Regions from separate parts of the Homo sapiens genome. Here region 1 is linked to region 2. A link is a loop called in an ENCODE intact Hi-C map of the cell type or tissue named here. Cell type or tissue: gastrocnemius medialis. All regions are shown on one strand.

Region 1 (8,000 bases), 59 kb after region 2:
TTGATCTGCCCGCCTCGGCCTCCAAAAGTGCTGGGATTACAGGCGTAAACCACCACGCCCAGCCTAGAATTTATATTTTAAAACAGCTTTGCAAAGCTGAGTTTTGACATTTTCTATTTTGATGACTCATTTGACTATCCAAATAATATTCTTAAAGTTTAACAATATCTGGGCTTCTAACTTCCAACACTTGGTGTTTGAAACTGAGGTACACAAAACAGAAGAGAACCAAAAACAAAAGCTCAAAATGTTTTACCACAACAATTATTTAATATTTCTTCTTCATTTGCTCATTGTATACTCAAAGTTTTGACTATAATGATTTTAGCTTGTAATCTGTATACTGTGAATCCTAATGACTGTTAAACAGATTAATATAGAGCTATATTCAACCTATGAGCTCAAAATCAAGTTATCTTGTGTGTAATAGATATTCAATCTTTATTTCATTCTTTCATTCAACGTACATTTATTGAGGGCTTTCTAAGGGGCAGGCACTATTCTAGATGCTGAGACTACATCAGTGAACAAAACAGACAAATCCTTGCTTCAGCGGAGCTGATATTTTAGTGGAGCTTATGTTCATTTATCCAAAAATCTCAAATAATTAATTTTGAAAATGAACTCCACTTGTATGGGGGAAGGGAGAGAAATGACAGGAACTCCAAATCATTTGAAAGTTGCAGCATGGTGTAAAAGGCCACCTGATTTGCAATCAGGAGACATTGATGGTAGCCCTAGTTGTATTAATCCTTCTTGTTATTTTCTTATTCTTAGTTTTCTCATCTGTTAAATAATGACATTGAATTTCATAATCTCAAAAGTCTCTATGGATTAAATGATTGAGCAGTTTATTATTCTATGATATGTAACAGGCATTTACTAAATTAACATAAATTTACATACAATGAAATGCACAGATTACAGGGATTTATTTTTTAAAGTAAAGACATGTCTAATGAGTCATCCTAAACTCCTATACCTTCTGTGGCTGTAGTACTTTATAGAGTTATATATGATGTTCAGAGTAATGGTCCTGAGGCATTACAGGGTGCTGAATCAGTTAAGAGAATATTCAGTTATGTTCATGAGACTACTTATTAAAGCACGAAAATGGACTGAGGCAATTTAGAGAGATTTCAAACAAAAAGTGTCTCTCATTAACCCATACTTAATCAGAAGCTCAATTAACCAGTATACTCTGTTCCAAGATTTTACAGTTTTTAGACTTATTTTTCTTTACAACCATGACAATATTGCTTCTAAATCCCAGCCATTTCATATGTATACTGCTATAATCAATGGATTATTGCTCCCTCAAACAATATGAAATGCTTCTACCAAAACAATCACTTCAGAGATAGAAAAACAATTGTTTAAATATGAAACAGACTTGAGTGAGCTAAGATTGTGACTTTTGTTTTAAAACACTCTAGATGTATTCTATCGAATATATGTGCAATTAAAAAGCAAATTAAAAATAAGAAATAGCCAGGCATGGTGGCTCACATCTGTAATCCCAGTACTTTGGGAGGCTGAGGTAGGGGAATAGCTTGAGTCCAGGAGTTTGAGATCAGCCTGGGCAACATAGTGAGACATTATCTCTACAAAAAATAAACAAAATTAGTAGGGCGTAGTTGTGAGTGTCTGTAGTCCCAGCTACTCGGGAGGCTGAGATGGAAGGATCACTTGAGCCCAAGACATGGGGGCTGCAGTGAGCAGAGACTGCACCATTGCACTCCAGCCTGGGTGACAGAATGAGACTGTGTCTCAAAAAATAAAATAAAGTAAAATAAAATTAATAAATAATAGCAGGAAGTCCTCTTCTATTCATTGTACCTGAGAATCTAAAGCTAAAGAACAATTCCTTGAGATTTTAGTGGATACATAAACTGGTTCAACTCTACAGAGCAATAAAAGAAGATTTAAAAGAGTTTGGTTATGCAATATTTGATTGTCACATTCAGGGAGAGTTTTAAGCTTGGCCTATATACTAAATCTGTGTACTCATTCATTCTTTTGAACTTATTCCAAAATTACAACTTTCTTTCACAGAGTACCTCACATTCCACTCATTTTCCTTAAATTGGTAAGGAAATCGTATTTTATTTTATGTATTTATTTATATTTTATTTTATTTTATTTTTTTGAGATGGAGTCTCACCCTGTCGCCCATGCTGGAGTGCAGTGGCGTAATCTCGGCTCACTGACCTCTGCCTCCTGGGTTCAAGTAATTCTCCTGCCTCAGCCTCCCGAGTAGCTGGGACTATAGGTGCCCGCCACCACGCCCAGCTGATTTTGTATTTTTAGTAGAGACGGGGTTTCACCATATTGGCCAGGCTGGTCTTGAACTTCCGACCTTGTGATCCGCACCCGCCCCCCCCCCCCCCACCCGGCCTCCCAAAGTGCTGGGATTACAGGAGTGAGCCACCATGCCCGGCCTGTGTATTTATTTTTGAGACATAGTCTGGCTCTGTCGCCCAGGTTGGAGTGCAGTGGCGCAATCTCAGCTCACCTCCTGGGCTCAAATGAATCTCCTGCCTCAGCCTCCTGAGTAGCTGGGACTACAGATGTGAGCCACCACACCCGGATAATTTTTTTTATTTTTTATTTTTAGTAGAGACGGGGTTTCACCATGTTGACCAGGCTGGTCTTGAACTCCTGACCTCAGGTGATCCACCTACCTCAGTCTCCCAAGGGGGAAATCTTATTTCTTTGACCATGAACATCTCCTCAGAAATTATCATTGCCCACAATAGCATTTCCATTTTGTGAAAAAGCTAGAACCCTAATATCCTCCTTTCATGTCACTCTCTTTTGTCTTTTATCAGTTACTTCCTTTCATTGGTCATTTAAGTCAATCTTTTAGAAACGTTATGTTTTATTCCTTTCTCTCTCCTGGTTCTCCTTTACTTCTCACTCTTTTGTTTATTAATTATTATTTTAAAGAGACAGGGGTCTCCCTATGTTGCCCAGGCTGGTCTGAACTCCTAGACTCAAGCAGTCCTCCTGCCTTGGCTTCCCAAAGTGCTGGGATTATAGGTGTGAGCCACCGCACCCAGCCCGCTTCTCAGTCTTTTAAAACACCTTTCCTCATTATTCAAACTAACAACCTAAACATTTGTATTGAGGACATAACACACACCCAACAATGTGTGTGGTGAGTGTTCAAGGGATAGGTGTGATCTGGGCTTAGAGCTTGCAGTCAAAGAGCTCACAGTCTAGTTAGGGAGATAGCAAACATATCAGAAAAAACAAGACAACAAGAAAAACATTAACAGTAAACCACAGGGCTCTGGCTGCCAGTGTAACTCAGGAGTTCAGAAAACCAAGCAGCTAGAAGAGTCAAAGTAGAGAAATAGGCCAGGCGCAGTGGCTCACGCCTGTAATCCCAACACTTTGGGAGGCTGAAGGGGGTGGATTATCTGAGGCCAGGAGTTCAAGACCAGCCTGGCCAACATGGTGAAACCCCCGTCTCTACTAAAAAATACAAAAATTAGCCGAGTGTGGTGGCAGGCACCTGTAATCTCAGCTACTTGGGGGGCTGAGACAGGAGAATCACTTGAACTTGAACCCGGGAGTCGGGGTTGCCGTGAGCCAAGATCGCATCATTGAACTCCAGCCTGGGTGACAAGAGTGAAATTCTGTCTCAAAAAAAAAAAAGAAAAGAAAAGAAAGCCACACAATCATCTGCCAGGAAATCTTACACAAATCTACCAAGGTGTACATTCTTGTTTCATCTGGAGCCTGAGGGCAGCTATTAATATGAAGGGAAAGCAACCAGGCAACCAGATAGATTGGTAAATTTGTGTAAATATATCTTTTTTTTTCTAGCCATATTAATTTGGCTGGATCATCAAACATGCCATTGAAAAAGATGTGTCTAGTTACAAATATCAGAAGAGCCTGTGTGTGAATGCTTGTGTGTGTGTGTGAGAGAGAGAGAGACAGAGAGAGAGACTTCACCAGGTGGGAACAAATCCAAAGGTGCATACTCAGAACACTACTACAGCGATCCAACCCTGCTCCACCAACATAAACCGATGTGTCATTGGGTATAAATATCCTTATTAAAGAGATCAGATCTATTGATTAATGCCAGACTCATGGGTACCATATAAAACAGAACACTTTCCAAGAGATATCTGACAGTGCCTTGTACCCCAGATAGACGTGTGTTTATCAAGTCACACAGTGACTTGGAGACCGCCATAGTTTTACCCTGACCAAGACTGTCATAGAGCTTGGCTTCTAACCTCAGCAGAAGGCTTGCTCATGTCCATGCACTTAGTCGGTTTATTCTAGTTTCACGAAGTGGAGGTTTTTGATTTCTAATCTGGCACAGATGCTCCATCCCGTGCCTTCTCCAGGGATGTTTTCTGAGATCACCCAGGTTTTACCAGGTTTTATGGGGCGAGAACCTGTCCTCACTTAAAAAGTAAGGAAGTTATGCCCCCTGCAGGACAAATCGGTAACTGCAGGCTCGGTGATCTGCGAGGACAGTGTTCTGTGCCTTTTGGAGCACTATATTGTTTCTCTCCACAATGTGGCGCTGCTGTTCTAAGTGTCATTTTAGGGCCAGTTTAGGGTAGGAAAGAGGGTGACAGCAAGAATTAGAAGGTGTAGGGGAGGGCGCCAGGGAAGTAGGGAAAGGAGATGTTAGGAAGAAAGCTGGTGGGCTACTTCTGCCAGATAGGGCTTCCCTAGCACCCCAAATCTGATCCATTGCAATTAGGAAAGTTATCTCCTAGTCCAAGGAATTTATCCAGTAGTTCCCAAATCTGGCTGACTGGCAGAATCACCAGGAGAACATTTTTAAAGATACAGATTCCCAGATTTTATCCCAAGAAACTCTGATTCATAAATTTTGAGAGGAGCGCAGTCATCTGTCTTTTTAAAAAGCTTTTTCAGAAGATCATCAGTGTGTTGTTTATCTAAGATTTAGAAGCGAAAAAATATTTTAAGGGGAAACCAGTCCTAGTCCTCTCAGGACTCTGTGAATACAACTTCTTTTTTTTTTTTTTTTTTTTTTTTGAGACAGAGTCTCATTCTGTCGCCCAGGCTGGAGTGCAGTGGCTCCATTTCTGGTCACCGCAAACTCTGCCTCCTGGGTTCAAGCGATTCTCCTGCTTCAGCCTCCTGAGTAGCTGGGATTACAGGCGCCCACCACGATGCCCAGCTAATTTTTTTGTATTTTTAGTAGAGACGGGTTTCATCATGTTGGCCAGGCTGGTCTCGAACTCCTGACCTCAAGTGATCCACCCACCTTGGCCTCCCAAAGTGCTGGGATTACAGGCATGAGCCACTGTGCCCAGCCAGCCAGAATTTTCTTAAAGCAAAGCAGCCTAGAGTTCATTGAGGAGGTCTTCGCTTAGTGGTCCTGAGTGCCATGACCTTTCCATCTATAGACAAATACCATCAATTATTTTGTGATGGCTCTTTACACTATTTAGATGTTTATTTTCCAGCCAGGCATGGTGGCTCATGCTTGTAATCCCAGAACATTGGGAGGCCAAGGTGGGAAGATCACTTGAGGCCAGGAGTTTAAGACCAATCTGACCAACATAGTGAGACTCCATCTCTAAGATTTTTTTAAAAAAATTAATAAATAAATGTTTTATTTATTTATTTATTTATTTATTTATTTATTTATTTATTTATTTTGAGATGGAGTTTTGCTCCTGCTGTGCAGGCTGGAGCGCAATGGCATGATCTCGGATCACCGCAACCTCCGCCTCCCGAGTTTAAGCAATTATCCTGCCTCAGCCTCCCGAGTAGCGGGGATTACAGGCATGCACCACCACGCCCCCTTAATTTTGTAGTTTTTAGTAGAGACAGGGTTTCTCCATGTTGGTCAGGCTGATCTCGAACTCCCAACCTCAGGTGATCTGCCTGGCTCTGCCCCACAAAGTGCTGGGATTATAGGCGTTGAGCCACCGCGCCCAGCCATAAATGTTTATTTTCAAAGCAACTAGAACCAGTTTGTTTCCTTCCTGAGATAATTATCCACTTGGTAATTGTAATAAATAATAACACTATCAGACTATATTAGTCCTTAAAGATGGTGCCCAATATATTGTTGTATGTTGGAAAATATATACATGGAAAAAGAAAATTGCAAGAAAATGCAGACAGCAAAGTGATAGAAAAGTACATAAACAGCAAAAGAATAGAAAAGTATTTGGAAGGAAATATACTCAACTCTTTTTTTTTTTTTTTTTTTTTTTTTTTGAGACGGAGTCTCACTCTGTCACCAGGCTGGAGTACAGTGGCACCATCTTGGCTCACTGCAACCTTCACCTCCCGAGTTCAAGCGATTGTCTTGCCTCAGCCTCCCAAGTAGCTGGGACTACATGTGCGCACCACCATGCCTGGCTAATTTTTGTATTTTTAGTAGAGACGGGGTTTTGCCATGTTAGCCAGATTGGTCTTGAACTCCTGACCTCAGGTGATCCGCCTGCCTCAGCCTCCTAAAGTGCTGGGATTATAGGCGTGAGCCACTGCTCCCGGCCGAAATATACTCAACTCTTAACAGTAAATACCTCTGGAGAATGGAACTGGGAAAAGAACAGCATTCCATTTTTATTTTACATGCCTCTGATTTTTTTTTAAACAACTAGAATATATTATTTTTTCTCTTCTCCCCACCAAATCAAATACAGATATTAGATAGATGGCAATGATGAAGGCACAGTTGTTTAATCTCTCCAAATTCCCATATCAAAACTGGGAGAGCAACTAGATAACAAACCCAAAATCCCTGGACCACATTTTGCAAAACTAGGTGACAAGGTATCCCTAGGAATCCCATATGCAAGCAGGTGAAACTCAATACCCACAAGCTCTGGACCATTTCAGCATCTGCATGGGAAAAGCAAAGGAAGCAACAGGACAGCTGACAGACCCCCAACTGGAGAACTCCAAAAGAGCCAACGGGAAAGTGAGGTGGGTCAATCTGAAAACAAGAGGTAGAACTGGAGGAGTTTGGCCTAATCCTATTAGTGGGTGAGTGCGTGTGGGGCCCATGAGTCTGGCTAGAGCAATCCAGCCCCTAGAAACCCATGAAACTGACCAACCAGGGCCCCATTTCAGGACATGGCCACACACTGAAGAAAAACGTCCAGATGTAGAGTCAAAATTAAGCAGGACTGGGATAAAAAAAGGCCAATAAAAGAGGTGTTCAGATTAGGCGGGGGAGGAAAGCAACAATATCAGAGTCACAGAAAGCAAGCCATCATATTTTTAAACACTACACTCCTATTTCCTAAAATTTCAGGAAGCCAACCTCATAGAAATAAGCAACAGAAAAGTATCAAGATTAAATCTAATAAAAGTTATTATGAGGAAAAGGAGAATAAGAGGCAGAATAGTTTCTACAGGCAATGAAAGCATATTAGAAACAGAGTAAAACTCTACAATTTCTTGCTTTGAAACCAACTGGAAAACCCTTTTTAAATGATATAAGACATAAAAGAATAGTAAAAACCAGAAACAGACAAACGCAGAAATAAAGTGACAGAACTCAGGAAATAATTAGAAAGAAAATAATTTCAAAAATAAAGACAAACTATCAGAAACACCACAGTGAATAGGCACAACAAATAATGCCTTAAGAAAAATAGGAGGTGAAGGCCGGGCGCTGTGGCTCACACCTGTAATCCCAGCACTTTGGGAGGCCTAGGCGGGTGGATCACCTGAGGTCAAGAGTTTGAGACCAGCCTGGCCAACATGGTGAAATCCTGTCCTTACTAAAAATACAAAAATTTGCTGGGCATGGTGGCACGTGCCTGTAATCCCAGCTACTTGGGAAGCTGAAGCGGGAGAATCACTTGAACCCAGGAGGCGGAGGTTGCAGTGAGCCGAGATTGTACTCCAGCCTGGGTGACAAGAGTGAAACTCTGTCTCAAAAAAAAAAAGAGAGAAATAGAAGGCAAAAAACAGGGAACATTTAAAAAACAAAAAAGAGCTGGGTATGGTGGCTTACACCTGTAATCCCAGCA
Region 2 (8,000 bases):
TTCTCTGCTCACTGCAACCTCTGCCTCCCGGGTTCAAGCGAGTCTCCTGCCTCAGCCTCCCAAGTAGCTGAGATTATAGGCATCTGCCACTATGCCTGGCTAATTTTTGTATTTTTAGTAGAGATGGGGTTTCACCATGTTGGCCAGGGTGGTCTCGAGCTCCTAACGTCAAGTGATCTGCCCACTTCGGCCTCCCAAAGTGCTGGGATTACAGGCATGAGACACCACACCCAGTCCATGTTCTCTTAATTATGCAGTGATGTAGTCTCTAGTCTCAAACTTCAAAGGGACAAAGACTAGCCACATGAGAAAAGGCAAGCTGCTATAAACTGGAGTATAATATGACAATTTGGCTGTACCAAGTTACTTGGAAAAATCGAGATACCATGTTCTACATTTAGTTAAAGGGGTTTAGGCAACTGCATAAACACAGACCTAACTTCCTTTTGAGTGGGAAATTAAAGTTCTGAGTCCATCAGACTTGTGGATACAATCATAATAACAATAACAATATTTACTAGAGCTGGGCACTGTACTGAATGCTTGGCAGTGTGTTATCGCACCACATCCGAAGCAGGTGTTATTGTTACCTGGATTTTACTGATGAGGTAACTGAGTTCACTTGGAGAAAAAGCTGTGAGAAAATGTGTAATGTTGCTATGATCTGGTTCCAGACCTATGGTCTTAACTACTGGCTCTACTGGGTGTGGAGCAGATGACAAACTAGATATGTCGTAATCTGTCATATGTCCAACTGTATGCCTGGCAATATTCAGTTATACTCAGAGGCAAAGCCTGGTGATGTGACCCTCCTCCCTGGGTGGCAGTGGCAGGGAGCTTAAGTTTTGCACAAACAGCAGATGCATCCACTGTTCCGGAAGAACCCAGCTCACTCCACCTCCTGACCCGTCTTAACATTCAGTCACACCTGGGTTTTAAGCTTTCCTCTCAAACCATAGATACGTACCCAACATTTCCTGTCTACTTTTCCTAAACTACACTTCACCCTCCTATAAGATTGTGAGCTCCTCAAAAGCATCTTCCTCTTTCAGAAATGTCTCCCTGCCCCTAAACAGTCAGCACTGGAAATGACAGAATGAGCTCATGTCTTGCTCTAAATTCTGTCACTGCTACAAACTGTGTGAAATGTCACAGGGAGTAGGAGTCATATTTTGTGACCTGTAGTTAACTTTCCGTGCTGCAGGCAAAGCGCTGATTCTTGTACACTGACTTTGGAACAAATGCCACAGGCCCTAATTGCAGGCTCCAAGGAGTTGAGATTCCATACTGGGGTTGCTGGAGGCAGAAGCCTTCCCACTTTCAGGACCCGGACCTGCCCTTCCCCCACGCGGTCCCGCCCAGCCAGCTACACCCTGGCCACAGAGCGCTCACAAAGGCTCAGTGTGTGTATGCCGGGCTGACTCACAGTGGTTCTGGGCCCAGGCGAGGACCTTCTCAGAGGGGCGGAAGGGGCCCTCTCCCTCCTGGCCATTTTCCATGGGGAGCAGTCAGTAACCAGGACCATGCCAGACTTCAAAAAACAGAGAGGAAAGTGGAAGTGAAAGGCAGCAGAGGACTCAGAATTGCTGTTTCTTATTTCTTTCTTAGAGAATTATGGACAGCAGGAAGGACTCACCTTTTAGTCTGTCAGTTTGTTTGCGAGAGAGAGAGAGAGAGAGAGAGAGAGAGAGATACATTTTAATTGAGAGACAATTCACACAATATAAAACTAACCACTTTATTTATTGAGATAGGGGTCTCACTATATTGCCCAGGCTGGTCTCAAACTCCTGGGCTCAAGTGATCCTCCTCCCTTGGCCTCCCAAAGTGCTGGGATGACAGGTGTGAGCCACCGTGCCCGGCTAAACTAACCATTTTATTTTATTTATTTATTTTGAGACAGAGTTTTGCTCTTGTCGCCCAGGCTGGAGTGCAATGGGATGATCTCGGATCACTGCAACCTTCGCCTCCCGGGTTCAAACGATTCTCCTGCTTCAGCCTCCTGAGTAGCTGGGATTACAGGCACCTGCCACCATGCCCATCTTTTTTTTTCTTTCTTTCTTTCTTTTTTTTTTTTTTTTTAGGAGAGATGGGGTTTCACCACGTTGGCCAGGCTAGTCTCAAACTCCTGACCTCAGGTGATCCGCCCGCCCCACCCTCTCAAAGTGCTGGGATTACAGGTGTGAGCCACCGTGCCAGGCCGAACTAACCATTTTAAATTGACCAGTTCTGTGGCACTTAGTGCATTCATAACATTGTGCAAACACTACCTTTTGTTCTAAAACATTTTCACCCCAAAAGAAAACTTGAACCCATTCAACAGTGATTCCCCATCTTCCCACCCACACTCGGCCCCTGGTGACCATCAGTCTGCTTTCTGTCTCTGTGGATTTACCACTTCAGGATATTTCCTATACATGGAATCGTACAATATATGACCTTCTGTGTCTGGCTTCCTTCTCTTGGCATAATCTTTCAATGTTCATCCCCATTGGAGCATATATCAGTACTTCATTCCTGTTTATTACCTATTCATATTCCATTGTATGAATACACCACAGTTGGTTTACTGATTTATCAATTGATGAACACTGGAGTTGCTTCCACCTTTTGGTTATTGTGAATAGCACTGCCATGAACATTTGAGTGCAAATATGAGTACCCGTTTATAATTTATTAGGGTTTATATCTAGGAGTGGAGTTGCTGGGCCAGATGCTAATTTGATATTTAACCTTTTGTGGCACCATCAAACTGTTTCCCCAGTGGCTGCACCACTTTAAATTTTCTCCAGCAATGTATGAGAGTCACCCTCTTCTTAACGTGTACCCATTTGTCCCTTTCCTCTTTCCTACTTTTTACAAAGCCAGTTCCCCACAGACTTCTCTTTCCCCTGGAGTAGAGGGTGGGAGAAGTTGCATCTCTAGTAGAAAGACTATCCAAGCCTCCATTCTTACCTTTTCCGCAAATAGAATACGGTGACCAGGAGGAGGAGAGGACAGGCTGCCACCTCCCTGTGGTCACTAAGGTACACCCACTACAGCCATTAACGCGACTCCGTAAAACTACCCTCCTAGCGACCTCCAACGCCTCGGTCCTCACCCAGAACATCACATTAAACTTTTCAACAGTCACAGATAGGAAGGGGCTCGGTGTGGAAGGTGCCAGCTCTGGCTCAGCCCTGCGGGTGAGTGTTTAACTTTCAGCCCAGCTTAAGATCTCCGAAGACACCCATCGCCTCGTCCTGCCCAGTCCCCTCCGCTAAAGGGCCGGCCTGCCCGGGCCTGGCTGGCAGCTGACATGAATGGAGAGGAAGCGCCTCCCTCTCCACCCACTCTCGCCGGGGTTACTGCCGGTCACAGACCCGGGCCTTCAAGAGCTATTTACACCTACAACAGCCCACCAGCGCCTGACCACGCCGGAGCCAATCAGCGGCCCCCAAGCTTGTCTGATTCTGTCTGCTCCAATCAGGAGGCGCGGTCCTTCCAGCCTCTTGCTCCTGTGAATCACAGGTCGGCGGGAGCCTTTTTTCCTTTTTTTTTTTTTCCCGGGGAGTCGGCCTCGGGGCTCTGCTCTCCTACCTCAGTCTGCCCTACCCTGGAATGGGGAAAATGCGGACATGCCACTCAGTCCGGCCGCGAACAGTGCTCCAGAACTCAGAGAGTTTTCCAGACGGGTGGAGATCGCGTTCCCTGCCCGCCGAGGTCCCATCGCTTCCCTGCTGGGAAGACAAATGAGGCGCTTTAGCCGTCTCCACGGCCAGCCCCTCCCTCATAACCCGAGATTCTTTGTGGGCTCTTAGTCCATAGCTGCCTTTGAGGTGGTGTAGACCTTGCTAACCAGGACGGCCCAGTAGGCAGAGCTCATTTTTATTCCTGTCTGCAATCGTGCAAAAACGCCTCTTATGGAAAAGCCAGAGCGCCAGGAGTCAGCAAAACACACTAAAGATTGGGCAGTCACTGGGGAGAACGTGAGTAAAAGCACAGGAACAGCAAAGCGTTCAGGAACGTTCGAGGCTGACGCAACCGGCGCAGGAAGGTGGTGTGTGGTGGGAGAGTGGGAGGAGACAGTGGAAAGTTTAGACTTGCTTCTGTAAGTGATAAGAAGTCATCAGATATTTTCAAGCAGGAGAGGAAAATAATCTCTCTGTTTCGCAAAGTTAACTCTCATGGCAACAGAGCAGAGTAGCGGGGGGATGGGGGCTGGGAGATGTTGGGAAGCTATTGTTACCACTCTGGTGAAGAGTCATGGGACCTCAAAAGCTGGGATAGTCACGGTGGGAATGGAAAGGAAGGGCACAAGCTGAGAGGCATTTGGGAGGAGAATCAATAGCACTTTATTGACTGGATGTGTGAGATGAGTGAGGACAGCAATCAGAAGAGGACTTTGAGGTTTCTAGCCTGAGTGGCTGGAAGGACACCACTTCCCCTACCTGAAATAGGTAGCAAAAAGGAGAGAGAAAGAGAGAAGCAGAGGGATTTTGCAAAGGGAATAGGAGTTCAGTTTTTGACATGTGGCATTTGAATTGCAAGAAGTACATCCCTGTGGATGTAATACCCAGTAGACAGTTGGGAATTAGGATCTGGTGTCGAGAAGAAAAGTAGAGATGAGATCCAAAGGGTTTATAGTGGATCGGGAGAGAAATTGATGACCTAAAGAGAAATTATAGAATAAGAAGATTTGGGCAGGGCACGGTGGCTCATGCCTGTAATCCCAGCATTTTGGGAGACCAAGGTAGGAGGATTGCTTGAGCCCAGGAGTTTGAGACCAGCCTGGGCAACATGGTGAGACCCCGACTCTACAAAAACTGCAAAAATTAGCCGGGTGTGGTGACACATACCTGTAATTCCAGCTACTTGGGAGGCTGAGGTGGGGGGATCACCTGAGCCTGGGGAGGTCTAGGCTGCAGTGAGCTGAGATAGTGCCACTGCACTCCAACCTGGGCAACATAGCAAGAGCAAGACCCTGTCTCAAAAGTAAAAAAAAAAAAAGAAGATTCAAGTACAGAATCTTGGGAAGGTAGAAAGAGGACACAGAGGCCAGGTGTGGTGGCTCATGCCTGTGATCCCAGCACTTTGGACGCTGAGGTGGGTGGATCATCTGAGGTCAGGAGTTCAAGACCAGCCTAGCCAACATGGTGAAACCCTGTTTCTATTAAAAATTATCCAGGCATGGTGGCGGGCGCCTGTTAATTCCAGCTTCTCGAGAGGCTGAGGTAGGAGAATGGCTTGAACATAGGAGGCAGAGGTTGCAGTGAGCTGAGATTGTGCCACTACACTCCAGCCTGGGCAACAGAGTGAGACTCTGTCTCAAAAAAAAAAAAAAAAAAAAAGAGGACACAGAGCTAGCAAAACAGACAAAGAAGTATCAGAAAGATATGAAAAATTAAAAAAAAGCAAACTACGATACTGTAATAGAAATAAGAAAATAATTCCAGGAAGAGGAAGCAGGACATTGTTTATGTATGTACAAAACAGTAAGACATTGGTTAAATAAATTATAAAGCATTCATTTGATAGAATACAGCCATTAAAATTATGTTGCAAAACTATATAATTGCCATAAAGAGATGTTCAATGCATCTTTTTTCCCCCAGTGCATCTTAGAAACACTCAGGTTAAAAAATAGTATATATGCTGGGCACGGTGGCTCACGTCTGTAATCCTAGCACTTTGGGAGGCTGAGGCAGGTGGATCACGAGGTCAGGAGTTTGAGACCACCCTGGCCAATGTAGTGAAACCCTGTCTCTACCAAAAATACAAAATTAGCCCGGCATGGAGGCAGGTGCCTGTAATCCCAGCTACTTGGGAGGCTGAGGCAGGAGAATCACTTGAACCTGGGAGGCAGATGTTGCAGTGAGCAGAGATTGTGCCACTGCACTCCAGCCCAAGTGACAATGCGAGACTCCATCTCAAAATAAAAAAAAGTATATATATATGTGTGTATATATATGTATATATATGTGTATATATGTATATATGTGTGTATATATGTATATATGTGTGTATATATGTATATATGTGTATATATGTATATATATGTGTATATATGTGTATATATGTGTATATATGTATATATATGTGTATATATGTGTGTATATATGTGTGTATATATGTGTATATATGTGTGTATATATGTATATATGTGTATATATGTGTGTATATATGCGTATATATGTGTGTATATATGTATATATATGTGTGTGTATATGTATATATAATTGTACCATTTTTAAAAATTACATATGTGACTGCAAAAAGGCATGAGAAGGCTGGGTGGCTCATGCCTGTAATCCCAGCACTTTGGGAGGCCAAGGCAGGCTGATCACCTGAGGTCAGGAGTTTGAGACCAGCCTAGCCAATAATTGTTATACAAAATAGAACAATTTTTGTATTTTGTAAAAATACAAAAATTAGCCAGGTGTGGTAGCACATGTCTGTAGTCCCACTTACTCAGGAGGCTGAGGCAGGAGAATCCCTTGAACCCAAGAGGCGGAGGTTGCAGTGAGCTGAGATTGCACCACTGTACTACAGCCTGGGTGACAGAGTGAGACACCGTCTCAAAAAAAAAAAAGGCATGAGGAAACTTTTAGGATGAGGGAACTGTTCTATATGTTTGTTGAGGTAATGTATACACAGCTCTGTACAATTATCCAAAATCCTCATAAGGGAGGAGACCACCCCTCATATTGTCTTATGCCCAATTTCTGCCTCCAAAGAAAGAAGAAGTAAAAACTTAAAGACAGAAATGAAATCCACAGGCAGACAGCCCGGCGCCACACCCTGGGCCTGGTAGTTAAAGATCGACCCCTGACCTAATCAGTTATGTTATCTCTAAATTACAGTCATTGTGTGGAAAAGCACTGTGAAAATCCCTGTCCTGTTCTGTTCTGTTCTAATTACCAGTGCATGCAGCCCCCAGTCACATACCCCTTGCTTGCTCAATCGATCAAGACCCTTTCACGCGGACCCCCTTAGAGTTGTCAGCCCTTAAGAGGGACAGGAATTGCTTACTCAGGGAGCTCGGTTTTTGAGACGTGAGTCTTGCCGATGCTCCCGGCCAAATAAAGCCCTTCCTTCTTTAACTCGGTGTCTAAGGGGTTTTGTCTGCGGCTCGTCCTGCTACACTCAAACTAGAATTCCTTAAATTTTTATTTTTTATTTTATTTATTTTTTTTTAGAGACTGAGTCTCACTCTGTCATCCAGGCTGGAGTGCAATGGCATGCTCTCGGCTCACTGCAACCTCCACCTCCCAGGTTCAAGTGATTCTCCTGCCTCAGCCCCTGGAGTAGCTGGGATTACAGGTGTGCAGCACCACGCCCAGCTAATTTTTGTATTTTTAGTAGAGACGGGGTTTCACCATGTTGGCCAGGCTGGTCTCGAACTCCTGACCTCAGGTGATCTGCCCACCTCGGCCTCCCAAAGTGCTGGGATTACAGGCATGAGGCACCATGCCCAGCTGAATGCCTTAATTTTAACAAGAGGGGGACTGTTGATGGTACCCACTTCACAGCGTTGTCCTGGGGATTAAATGGCAGACCAGAGCATACTGCCTGGAATATAAGAAGGGCTCAATCAGTAGAGAAGGGAAGGATGACCCAGGACCACAGCACGGAGGAGGCGAGACTGGGAGCAAGGCCCGGAGTATGGGTAAAGGCCACACCTGGGCCTCTAAAACAAAACCACCAACAAATAAAAGACCCTAGAATGGGTCCAGACAAAAAGGAAAGTTGAGAAACTGAAAACTTTAAGACTGAAAAAGGGCTCTGGGCATGGTGACTCATGCCTATAATCCCAACACTTTGAGAGGCCAACATAGGAGAATTGCTTGAGCCCAGGAGTTCAAGACCAGCCTGGACAACATACGGAGACCCTGTCTCTACAAAAAATAAAAAATAATTAGTGGGATGTGGTGGTACACGTCTGTGGTCCCAGCTACTTGGGAGGCTGAGGTGGGAGGATTGCTTGAGCCTGAGAGGTTGCGGCTTTGGTGAGCCACAAT

What was found. Peaks named below come from ENCODE experiments on the same cell type or tissue, not always from the same donor. Only the 100,000 strongest peaks of a DNase experiment are listed, where the experiment ranks them.
Region 1: a loop joins it to region 2, with 2.4 times the contacts of the local background. A loop is called at or near these places in 18 of 110 quality-filtered maps.

What each region holds. Positions count from the first base shown.
Region 1 is chr10:100,429,467-100,437,466 of GRCh38, forward strand. No RefSeq gene overlaps it. Among named protein-coding and RNA genes, the nearest start is that of WNT8B, 30 kb to the right of the region's middle. In gastrocnemius medialis, a CTCF peak has its summit at 4,497 (motif pointing left); a DNase peak (open chromatin) is centred at 4,495.
Region 2 is chr10:100,370,045-100,378,044 of GRCh38, forward strand. OLMALINC (oligodendrocyte maturation-associated long intergenic non-coding RNA) reads left to right here and starts at 3,532. Exons shown (of 3, transcript NR_026762.1): 1 at 3,532-3,968. RefSeq lists enhancers at 3,095-3,424, 3,154-3,723, 3,525-3,654, 3,724-4,291, 4,292-4,861. In gastrocnemius medialis, no CTCF peak of the experiment used is centred here; DNase peaks (open chromatin) are centred at 827, 1,347, 3,417 and 3,997; H3K4me3 peaks cover 2,595 bases; H3K27ac peaks cover 4,743 bases.